Regions from separate parts of the Homo sapiens genome. Here region 1 is linked to region 2. Evidence: read pairs that join two places in POLR2A ChIA-PET (ENCODE). Cell type or tissue: PC-9. All regions are shown on one strand. Each heading gives the region's core, and the rest is flanking DNA. Links, peaks and the distances in the headings are about the cores only.

Evidence for each region. ChIA-PET counts read pairs that join two places held together with the same protein. Peaks named below come from ENCODE experiments on the same cell type or tissue, not always from the same donor. Only the 100,000 strongest peaks of a DNase experiment are listed, where the experiment ranks them.
Region 1: POLR2A ChIA-PET joins it to region 2 with 19 read pairs; 2 of 35 experiments call an interaction of 5 or more read pairs at or near these places.

The regions. Positions count from the first base shown.
Region 1 is chr3:37,196,336-37,201,711 of GRCh38, reverse strand. The region is part of intron 1 of LOC105377642 (a long non-coding RNA gene); the gene reads right to left. LOC124906354 (small nucleolar RNA U13) reads right to left here and starts at 4,971; the gene lies at 4,868-4,971. It also overlaps the pseudogene RPS16P4. In PC-9, for the core only: no CTCF peak of the experiment used is centred there; no DNase peak of the experiment used is centred there; H3K27ac peaks cover 857 bases.
Region 2 is chr3:38,032,123-38,037,498 of GRCh38, reverse strand. No RefSeq gene overlaps it. Among named protein-coding and RNA genes, the nearest start is that of DLEC1, 4.4 kb to the left of the region's middle. In PC-9, for the core only: no CTCF peak of the experiment used is centred there; no DNase peak of the experiment used is centred there; H3K27ac peaks cover 174 bases.

The sequences.
Region 1 (5,376 bases), core at 83-5,082, 840 kb after region 2:
TTCAAATCCCGGCCGGGTGGGGTGGCTCACGCTTGTAATCCCAGCACTTTGGGAGGCCGAGGCAGGAGGATCACGTGAGGTCAGGAGTTTGAAACCAGCCTGGCCAACATGGTAAAACTCAGTCTCTACTAAAAATACAAAAATTAGCCAGGGTCGGGGCGCGCGCCTGTAGTCCCAGCTACTCCGGAGGCTGAGGCAGGAGAATCACGAACCCGGGAGGCGGAGGTTGCAGTGAGCCAAGATCATGCCGCTGCACTCCAGCCCGGACGATGACAGAGCGAGACACCGTCTCAAAAAAAAAAAAAAAAAAAAAGATTCAAATCCTTGGAAGAGAGAGTGTGAATGGCCTAGTTTGGGTCTCTGGGCCACACATACCCATCGACCACAGCACTTTAATTCATAGTCCCGGCCAGGCACGGTGGCTCACGCCTGTAATCCCAGCACTTTGGGAGGCCGAGACGGGTGGATCACAAGGTCAGGAGATCGAGACCATCCTGGCTAACACGGTGAAACCCCGTCTGCACTAAAAATACAAAAAATTAGCCGGGCGTGGTGGCCGGCGCCTGTAGTCCCAGGTACTCTGGAGGCTGAGGCAGGAGAATGGCGTGAACCCGGGAGGCGGAGCTTGCAGTGAGCCGAGATCGCGCACTGCACTCCAGCCTGGAAGACAGCGAGACTCGGTCTCAAAAAAAAAAAAAAAAAAAAAAAAAATGCATAGTTCCGCCAAGTCCACCCACATGCAACTAGTTGGGGACAGTTTCTTAAAGGATAATTACAGTGCTGCAACAAGGCTGGGCGCAGTGGTTCAAACCTGTAATCCCAGCACTTTGGGAGGCCAAGGAGGGCAGATTACTTGATGTCAGGAGTTTGAGACCAGCCTGGCCAATATGGTAAAACCCCGTCTCTACTAAAAATACAAAAATTAGCCAGGAATGGTGGTGCACACCTGTAATCCCAGCTACTTGGGAGGCTGGGACACGAGAATCGCTTGAACCCAGGAGGTGGAGGTTGCAGTCAGCCAAGATCGTGCCACCACACTCCAGCCTGGGTAACAGAGTGAGACCTTCCCTCAAAAAAAAAAAAAAAAAAAAAAGTGCTGCTACCAGAAGAGGGGAGAAGGGATGCTGAGCAGGCTGGACACTAAGGCCACAGCCTTCTCTCCCTTCTCTCAAGCCTTAGATTCACACTGCTATTTTCCCTATTGATGGCCTCTCACTGACCTGCCTCACCTAGGGTTGTTATTTAAACGTGTGCTGCGAAATGCCTGTCATAGCCATCATTGTGCTTGCTTCAGAGCACATATGTTACCTTCCCCCAAAGTTGAGAAACTCCTGGGAGGCAAGAGCTGAGGCTCCTAAGTCCACAGGTTTGCTCGGAGCCAAACTATGGGCCAATTAACAGGTTTTAGGGACTGGCTGAGTGACCAGCTGCATGTTTGTATGTTGGGTGGAAGAGCGGGATACCAAGACAGTGAGGTAAGTGGGAAGCTTTCCCTGGAGAACTTTTTAACCCCCAGAATACACCTATTTTCCAGTGAAAGCAACTAAGTCAAGAGGTTCTGGGAGAATTAGTTAAAAGAATTGCAGCTCAAGACTGGCTCCATTAGGCCAGGTTCTTCTAGACTTCCACCATGGTCATATACACTTCTGAAAACTGTCACTGCCATTAAATCTCCCGTTACGATTCTTTTTTCCCTCTTAGTTTCTTATTAAGAGCCTTTATGGGGGCTGTGTGCCGTGGCTCACACCTGTAATCCCAGTGCTTTGGGAGGCCAAGGTGGGAGGAATACTTGAGGCTAGGAGTTTGAGACCAGCCTGGGCAACATAGTGAGACTCCATTTATATATATTATATATATATATACATATATACACATATATATGTATATATATATATAAATTTTTTTTTAATTTAGCAGCACAAGGATTGCTTGAGCCCGGGAGTTTGAGGCTGCAGTAAGCTATGATCATGCCACTGCACTCCAGCCTGGGCAAAAGAGTGAGACCCTGTCTCTAAAAACAAACAACAAAAACAAACAGAAAAAAAAGAAGGCTCTTATAAAAAAACATTGGCTTTCCCTCTGCTAACCTGCAGTTTGGGAAAGAGCCTGGATAAAGATTGAGGACATGTGGCAACTGGGACCCACTCTGCCCTTAACTGCTTAGCTGCTCATTCAGTCAACAAATAAACACTGAGAACCTACTATGTGTCAGGCATTGTTCAAGACACTGCTAGGGATACAGTGGTGAACCAAAGATACCAAATCTTCTTAATTTCTTTTCTTTCTCGGAGATAGGAGGCCTTTATCAGCTCTCATGGCTTTTTCAGAGCTATCATTCCAGAATTATATGAATGAAGGAAAAACAATTTTCTCTCTCTCATTCAAGGCAAAGGGGTATTCAAGGTGCCTCAGGAGGTAAAGCAAGTGGTGACATTTTCTTGGAAATAGTTCAGAATCTGGATGGATGGAGAGAGAGAGATTACATAATGAAAAGCCCACAAATGTTGGTTCATTGCTGGCACACAGTGAACACAGTGAACTCTTACTAAGTATCTGTTTGGTGGATGAATCATGTGGGAAAAAGAAGGGGACTTAATGGGTGGCTGCAGGGAGAATTTCCTCACTGTGACTCGAGACCCTCACATGTGCCTCTTTGCCTCTATCCTGTCTTGGGAGTACTGCTCCTTCCGTAACTCCCCCATCTCCTCAGGCATTTGGACCCCAGCGTTCCGGGCCTGAGAGTCCAGAATTTCCACTCTCTGTGATACAAAGAAGAGGCCCTGGCTCATTATTGACTATAACCCTAGGGTTTTTCCTCTTAAGAGGGAAACCTTCCCTCTCTTAATCTTCCGGGTCTTCCTAAGAGGAAAGAATGTTTGCTTCCTAGGCACCTAATATAAACTCCCTTAATGGGTTTAAGCCTGGGGTCACAGAATCAAGTGCACACAGAAAGAGGCCAGGCAGGTAATGTCAATTGTGACAGACAATAAGGAATGCTGGGGACTGTGGTGACCTGGAGAGCTGAGCCTCATGTGAACAGCATCATACTTTAAAAAAGTACTGTGTGGGCCAAAACAGTGGCACTCATGTGTGGGTGTTCGAAGATCAGTGAACTATCAGTTTATGGCATCTATTATTAGAAACAAGCCAGAAAAACTTGTCAACTTTTCATTCTTCTCTCTGCGGCATGTCTCCCTGAGACCACATGGCTGCTTGAATGGAGGGAAAGAAGAGGAGGACATGCCAATCGGAGAATGTAGGTTAATATCTTCAATAGTATTCTACCATACCCACATTTGGCTTGGATAGAACGTTTTCTTGGGCTAAACTCCATAAAATTCCTATAGAGGCACAATTACTGACTCAAACAAAAGCTGCCTTTGACTATTGAGAGAGGAGTGTCTAGGTCAGAAGGATCAATTTTCTGATGAATCAGTGAGCAATTCTGAGTGGAACTAATCAGGCTTGTGTTGTGTCACCCTTTATTTATAACCCATGGTTCAGTGATCTGAAATCTGACCACTCCTCCTCTGACTTCCCCCGACCTCCTTCTACTTTCCTAACATGTGTGCAAATGTACCACATGTATACACACACAGAGAAATACAAAGATGAAGAAAAGCATTTTTCAGAAACAAGAAGGCTCAGAGAGATGTTAGAGCCTTCCTGACAGTACTGGAAACAACAAAAGATGCAAGGGTGTGACGGCCAGTGGAAGTAATTTAACTCCTGTGCCTCCAGGGAATCACAAGGTCTCAGGAAAACAGCCATGAGTAACAAATTAGCTCCCCAGCAAGGCAAATTCCTGGAGGATTAAAGACAGGGAGTGATCCCAGCAACATTTCTAGTTACTAATGCCTAGGGATAGGAAGGGCAATCAATTAATTTTTCCCTCAGGATTCCAACTGAGGTTGTCCCATAAAGTATTGGGTCATATTTCCAAAGCCACGTTAGGTCAGGCCTTGGTTACCCATCACATTAGTTAAGGTTATATTGGTTTCAGGGAAGAAAAGGAAACTTTGGCTGACTTAAACAAAAAGGAGGATTATTGGGAAGCTCCTGTGGGCTTTGATGAAATCAAAAAGAAAGCTGGATAACCACAGCTCAGCAAGGGAAGAAACTGAGCACCAGGAGTTCATGGTTGTGTTGCCATTGATATGATTCTGTTTCAGTGTGCCCAGGCTCTCTGGTTCTTTGGGATAAAAGGATCTCATGGGCCCTATGACTTAGCTTGGGTTCCCCAAAGGCAGAGGGATTCTGTTGTGATGTACGGGGAGAGTGCTCTCAGGAGAAATCCATTAAGGGAGTGAGGGAAGCAGGGTGGTACAGGAGACAGAGCTAAGCAAGCCTAGCCTCAGCCTGATCCGGTGGTGGGACCTGGAGAGTGAATGACATGACTGAGTTATCCCACTTTGAAGCAATGGTGTTCCTCTCCCTCGAGGGGGAGAACATACTTTCTCAAGCATTTTTGGGAAGATGATTCAATAGCAAAGCCACCTGTGAGGTGTTCATAGCCAACATTCACAGCAGCTGGGGGATGGTGCACTGCCTAGTCAAGGAGATCTGGGTAGAGCACCAACAGAATCCACTGCTCCTGGCTTGGGTAAGGTGTCCACTCAAGAGCAATTAGCCATTGAGAGAGAGGCAAAACCTTGAAGTCTAGACATGGCAGCAGGGCTATTTCCAGAGGAAAGTGTACAAGAGTGATGGGAAGTTATACCAAATGGTGTCCATAGTACCCACTTGAATAACTTCTACTGAAAATGCTCTCCTGGCCAGTATGTACAACTGGCCAGGTGTTTCTTCCTCAGTAAGAAGAGTATTTCCCAGGCACTTAACATAATCTCCTTTTTTTTTGTTTTTCTCACGTCAGTCAGGTAATATGTCAACATGGTAACAAGGTTCGAGGGTGGCTCATCTCACACGTGGGCAGGAACACCCAATCATCATGCTCATGAACTACAAAAGGATCATCTCTGTTTTTTTAAAAATCTCTCAAACATTGTTTATTATACAAGTAAACCCCAATTCTCATGATGGGCTTATTGGTAGGATTTCTGGTAGCAAGCATGGGTACCAGCGTCTCTTAATTTTTTGGATTAGTGGTGGTGGAGGTCAGCCACCAGCAGGATCTGGTCGTACTGTATGAGGATGTCTTTGATCTTTGTCTTTGATCTCCTCCTTGGAAAACTCATCCATATACTTCTGGTAATAGGACACCAGGGCTTTGAGGCTGGACTGATGGATAGCATATATCTAGGCCATGTGATCACCACCCTTCACATGGACACGTCCATGCCAGCAAATCACTCCTTGTCTGGAAGCAGAACTGGTTCCAGCAGCTCATATATTGGTATGTATAGCTCGATCATCTCC
Region 2 (5,376 bases), core at 329-5,328:
ATCCTCCCAGGGCTGACTTAAAAGGGTAGCTATGGTGGGGGGAGGAGGAGGGAAGTGGAGGGAGCTTTGGCAAACAGGCATTTCTCCAATTTTCCACAAGCATGCAAGGCCCCCAGTGGTGCAGGAAGGAGCTGTGGGTAGGAAGAGGGGTGCAACAGTCTGGGGGCCTCCATTGCTCTAATGTGGCAAATGGAGCCCCAGTTGGGTGGTCTTGTCATTTAGGAGCAGTTCCGCTTGTGGAGGCTCTCTGGCCCCCTTCCCTGTTATAGGGAAGGACAGGACAATGGACTCTTGCCATTACTTTTGGCTTCTCCACCCTGCCTCTAGACAGCCTCAGAGACAGTCACAGAGTCTGACTAGCCTGGGAGAGGTCTCCCTTTGCATGACCCCTCCCCCCTCTGGCTCCAGGCTAAGGTTACCAGCAACCCTCCTGTCTCTCCAGTGGCAACAGTCCCCCCTCAGTCCTCATCTCAGCAGCCTCTGGTGCTGCTGCCCATTCCCTCCGACTGACACACTCTCTTCCCTGCCTCCCTATTTCTTCTGTGCATCACCTATCTCCACCCTCGGGTCCCTGTTCTACCAGTATCTCTCTGCTTGATAAACTGGATTCATCCCTGATTCTACCATGCCCAGCATTCAATTTCTGTTTGCTCCCTGGCTAACTGGAGAAATGAATGGCTGCGACCCTGCACTGGTAACAGGGCTCAGGTCACTTTTGGAACCACTCTTCAGCTCCCCTCCCCTGGGGACTTCATCGGCACAAAGGGAATTCCTTGTGAGTTGCTGTCTTCATTTTATAACCCGTTCTATTGACTACATTCTTGTTTGTTTGTATATCTCTGGGTTCCCACACAAATTTTTGGCCTTTAAATTTTTTTTTTCACTGCTTTTTTCTTTTTGAAACAGGCTCTCACTCTATCACCCAGGCTGGGGTGCAGGAGTATGATCACAGCTCATTGCAGCCTCAACCTCCTGGGCTCAGGCAATCCCCCTGCCTCAGCCTCCCGAGTAGCTGCGACCACAGTCGTGCACCACCATGCCCAGCTAATATTTAAAATTATTTGTAGAGACAAGGTCTTCCTAAGTTGCCGAGGCTGGTCTCAAACACCTGGATTCAAGCAATCCTCCTGCCTTCACCTCCTAAAATGTTGGGATTACAGGCATGAGCCACTGCACCTGGCGTTTGGCCTTTTTTTTTTTTTTTTAACTTTTAAATACATTTCATAGTTTCATGGATGTCCAACTTTTTTTTTTTTTTTTTGAGTTGGAGTCTTGCCCTGTCCCCCAGGCTGGAGTGCAGTATTGCAATCTTGGCTCACCGCAACCTCCCCCTCTCAGGTTCAAGCGATTCTCCTGCCTCAGCCTCCTGAGTAGCTGGGATTACAGCCATGTGCCACCACGCCCGGCTAATTTTTGTATTTTTAGTAGAGACAGGGTTTCACCATGTTGGCCAGGCTGGTCTTGAACTCCTGACCTCATGATCTGCCCGCCTCAGCCTCCCAAAGTGTTGGGATTACAGGCGTGAGCCACTGCGCCCAGTCAGATGTCCAACTTTTTGATTGCAAAGAAATTTTTGCTTATCTGTGGTGATGTATATAATGAACATTATGCATGGACCTTTTTTTTTTTAAGCTTATCGCTGTTAGTGTTAGCGTATTTGATGTGTGGCCCAAGACAATTCTTCTTCTAGTGTGGTCCAGGGAAGCCAAAAGTTTGGACACCTGTGTATAAAAACAAATTCAAATAGTACATAAATAATAAAAAGGAAGTGTCTTCTTCTCAGTCCTTTCCCCCAAATTATTAGAATATTTCTGCTTACTTTCAGCTGTTTTTTCTGCCTGCACGAACACTGTTATCTGTCAAGACATTTAAAAAATTATTTAAAAACAGGCCGTGCATGGTGGCTTATGCCTGTAATCCCAGCACTTTAGAAGGATGAGCAGGTGGATTGCTTGAGGCCAGGAGTCCAAGACCAGCCTGGCCAACATGATGAACACTGTCACTACTAAAAATACAAAAATTAGCCACGCATGGTGTCACATGCCTATAATCCCAGCTACTTGGGAAGCTGAGACACAAGAATTGCTTGAACCCGGGAGGCAGAGGTTGTAGTGAGCTGAGATAGCGCCACTGCACTACAGCCTAGGTGACAGAGTTTGACTCTGTCTCAAAAAAAAAAAAAAATTAATAACACAAGTGAAATAATGTTATACATGGATATTGTCCTGCCATTTGTATTTTTCACTTATTATGTCCTATGGCAACTCATGGAGAACTACTTTTTTCTTTTTTGCTCCTATAAATAATGCTGTAATGAGCAACCTTGTTCATGTTTGTGCATACTTTGCATAGCCGTACAATGTTTCTGTGGGATAATATCATAGAAGTGCTTGGCCAAAGGTGTGCACATTTTAATAGCTGAGATACTGCCAAAATGCCCTCCAAAAAGATTATACCAGAATATAATCCCATTTGCAAAATGTGAGAGTTCATGGACATTTTAAACATGTTTTGAACCATATCCCAGTTTTTATCCCTAGCTCACATCTCCCTCCCAAACTCCAGACTTGTACATCCATCATGTTCTTGACATCTGGATGGCACCTCAAACTTAATATGTCCGAAATAGAGTGCCTGCTCCTCCTCAGCCTTCCCCATTTCAGTTAATGGGAGCTCCATTCTTTAGTTGTCCAGGCCCAAAATTTGGAGTCATCCTTGACTCCTCTCTTTCTCTCACAGCCCCCACCTGTAATTCCTGTTGACTCTGCCTTCAAAATATATCTGGAATCCTATCAATTTCCACACTCAACTCCTACCTCCAAGGTCTGAACCACCATCCACTCCCACCGGAATTGGGTATTACAAGAGTCTCCTCACTGGGCTCTTGCTTCAGCCCTTGTCCCTCCGTGGTGACTTCCAGCACTCAGAGGATTCTTTTACATTAGTCAGATCATGCCCCTCCCTGGCTTGAAGCCTTGCAAGTGCTCCCAATTTCGCCCAGAGTAAAAGTTGAATTTTTTTTTTTTTTTGAGACAGAGTTTTGCTTTTGTTGCCCAGGCTGGAGTACAATGGCGCAATCTCGGCTCACCGCAACCTCCGTCTCCTGGGTTCAAGCGATTCCCCTGCCTCAGCCTCCCACGTAGCTGGGATTACAGGCATGTGCCACCACGGCCGGCTAATTTTGTATTTTTAGTAGAGACGGGGTTTCACCATGTTAGTCAGGCTGGTCTTGAACTTCCAACCTCAGGCAATCCACCCACCTCAACCTCCCAAAGTGCTGGAATTACAGGTGTGAGCCACTGCACCCAGCCAAGTTGTATTCTTTTTTGTTGTTGTTGTTGTTGTTTGAGACAGAGTCTTGCTCCGTCGCCCAGGCTGGAGTGCAATGGAGCAATCTCAGCTCACTGCAACCTCCTCCTCCTGGGTTCAAGTAATTCTCCTGCCTCAGCCTCCCAAGTAGCTGGGATTACAGGCACCCACCACCACTCCCAGCTAATTTTGTGTGTGTGTGTGTGTGTGTGTATTTTTAGTAGAGACAGGGTTTCGCCATGTTGGCCAGCCTGGTCTTGAACTCCTGACCTCAGGTGATCCACCGGCCTCAGCCTCCCAAAGTGTTGGGATTACAGGCGTGAGCCACCGTGCCCAGTCATAAAAGGTGAATTATTACAAGGCCCAACAGGACTTGGTCCCGGTTACCTCTCTTTCTCCTCCCATGATCAGCCCGCCCCACTTCCCCGTTCTCTTGCTCTCTTAGCTCCAGCCACATTGGCCTTGTCCTCCTTGCTCATCCTCCAACATACCAACACCCTCCTGCTTCAGGGTGTATTTCCTGTGCCTGGAATCTTCTGCCCAGATATCTCTAAATGTCTCAGTCCCTCACTTCTGTCAAGGCTTTGCTTGACTGTCACCTTTCCCATAAAATCCAGCCTGATCAACCCTTTTAAAATTTAATTCTGTCAGGTGAGGTGGATCGCTTAGGGTCAAGAGTTCAAGAGCACCCCAGCCAACATGGTAAAACCCGTCTCTATTCAAAATACAAAAATTAGCTGGGCGTGGTGCCACACACCTGCAATCCCAGCTACTCAGGAGAATCACTCGAACCTGGGGGGCAGAGACTGCAGTGAGCTGAGATCACACCACTGCACTCCAGCCTGGGCAACAGAGCGAGACTCCATCTCAAAAAAAAAAAAAAAAAAAAAATTAACCCTATCCCATTCCTGAACTGCTTTAACCCACTTTTTTCATTTTACTTATTATCTGCTAATATCCTGTACAATTCATTTCTTACATTTGTTAAAATGTCTCTTTTCTTTCCATTAGAATTTGGGCTCCAGGAGGGCAGGGGTTTTTGATGTGTTTTGTTCACAGATGACTCCCAAGCCTCTAGAACAGTGCCCACTACACAGTAGCTGCTCAATAAATATTTGTTGAATAAGTGACATAGCAGAACAGTTTTCAAATGTGGGTCTCTTCAGTTCACACATCCCATAAGTGTGTTTCCTCCTTCAGGTGAGTTACCCTCTGCCTCCTCCTTCAGATAAGGGTCTGAGGGCAAGTTTCCTGTCTGTTCCCCATGCCAAGCACTGTATTCTGCCTCTGGGGTGGAGGTGAGCATTGGGACTCAGTCCACAGTGAAATAAACATCACAGTTACATTCACAAATGAATACACAATAAAATCCCACAAATATAATTATAGAATAGTAACCCCAAATAATCCCATACTGTCCTGGGACTACCAGCAGGTCCAGCAGCCTCATAGTTCACTATGGCATCCTGGATCCCTGCAAGGTCAGGACCTGAGGATCTGACCCTGCATGACCTGAGGACTCTCACTTTGCCACAGCTGCTCCCTTGGGAGGAGCAGCCTTCACTTTTCCTCCTGATGCATCTGGACTTGGGCCCATGACCCTCTGGAGGGAGCTCCTATGGGGGTTTTGCAGCCCTCAAAAGCAGCAGGGGCATGACCTCAGACCAACAGCCTCAGGTTGGGCTCTGGCCACCTGGATCTGTAGAGGAGGCCAGGCAGAGGATGGCTGTGGGAATATGGGATTCTGGTGGCCTTCTAGCAGGTACTTATTTGTGCCCTGTACTTGCCATCCATTACTTCTGCCAGTTCTAAGGATGATTATAGCTCCTGATTGAGGAGCTCAGAGAAGCGAAGTCACTTTTCCAAAGTCTTAACAGCAGGAAGCTGCAAAGTCAAGATTTAAACAGCCCCTTCACCCCATATCCTGGAGCAGAGGCTCTAAAGACAGGGAGGGGGCAGAATAAACCCCATTCACCTCACCTACCCAAGCTGGGCTAGGTTTGCATTTCATGGGGGAGGGACTGGAAAGGGCCAGCCCTGAAGCACGCTTGGAGCCTGACCATCCTG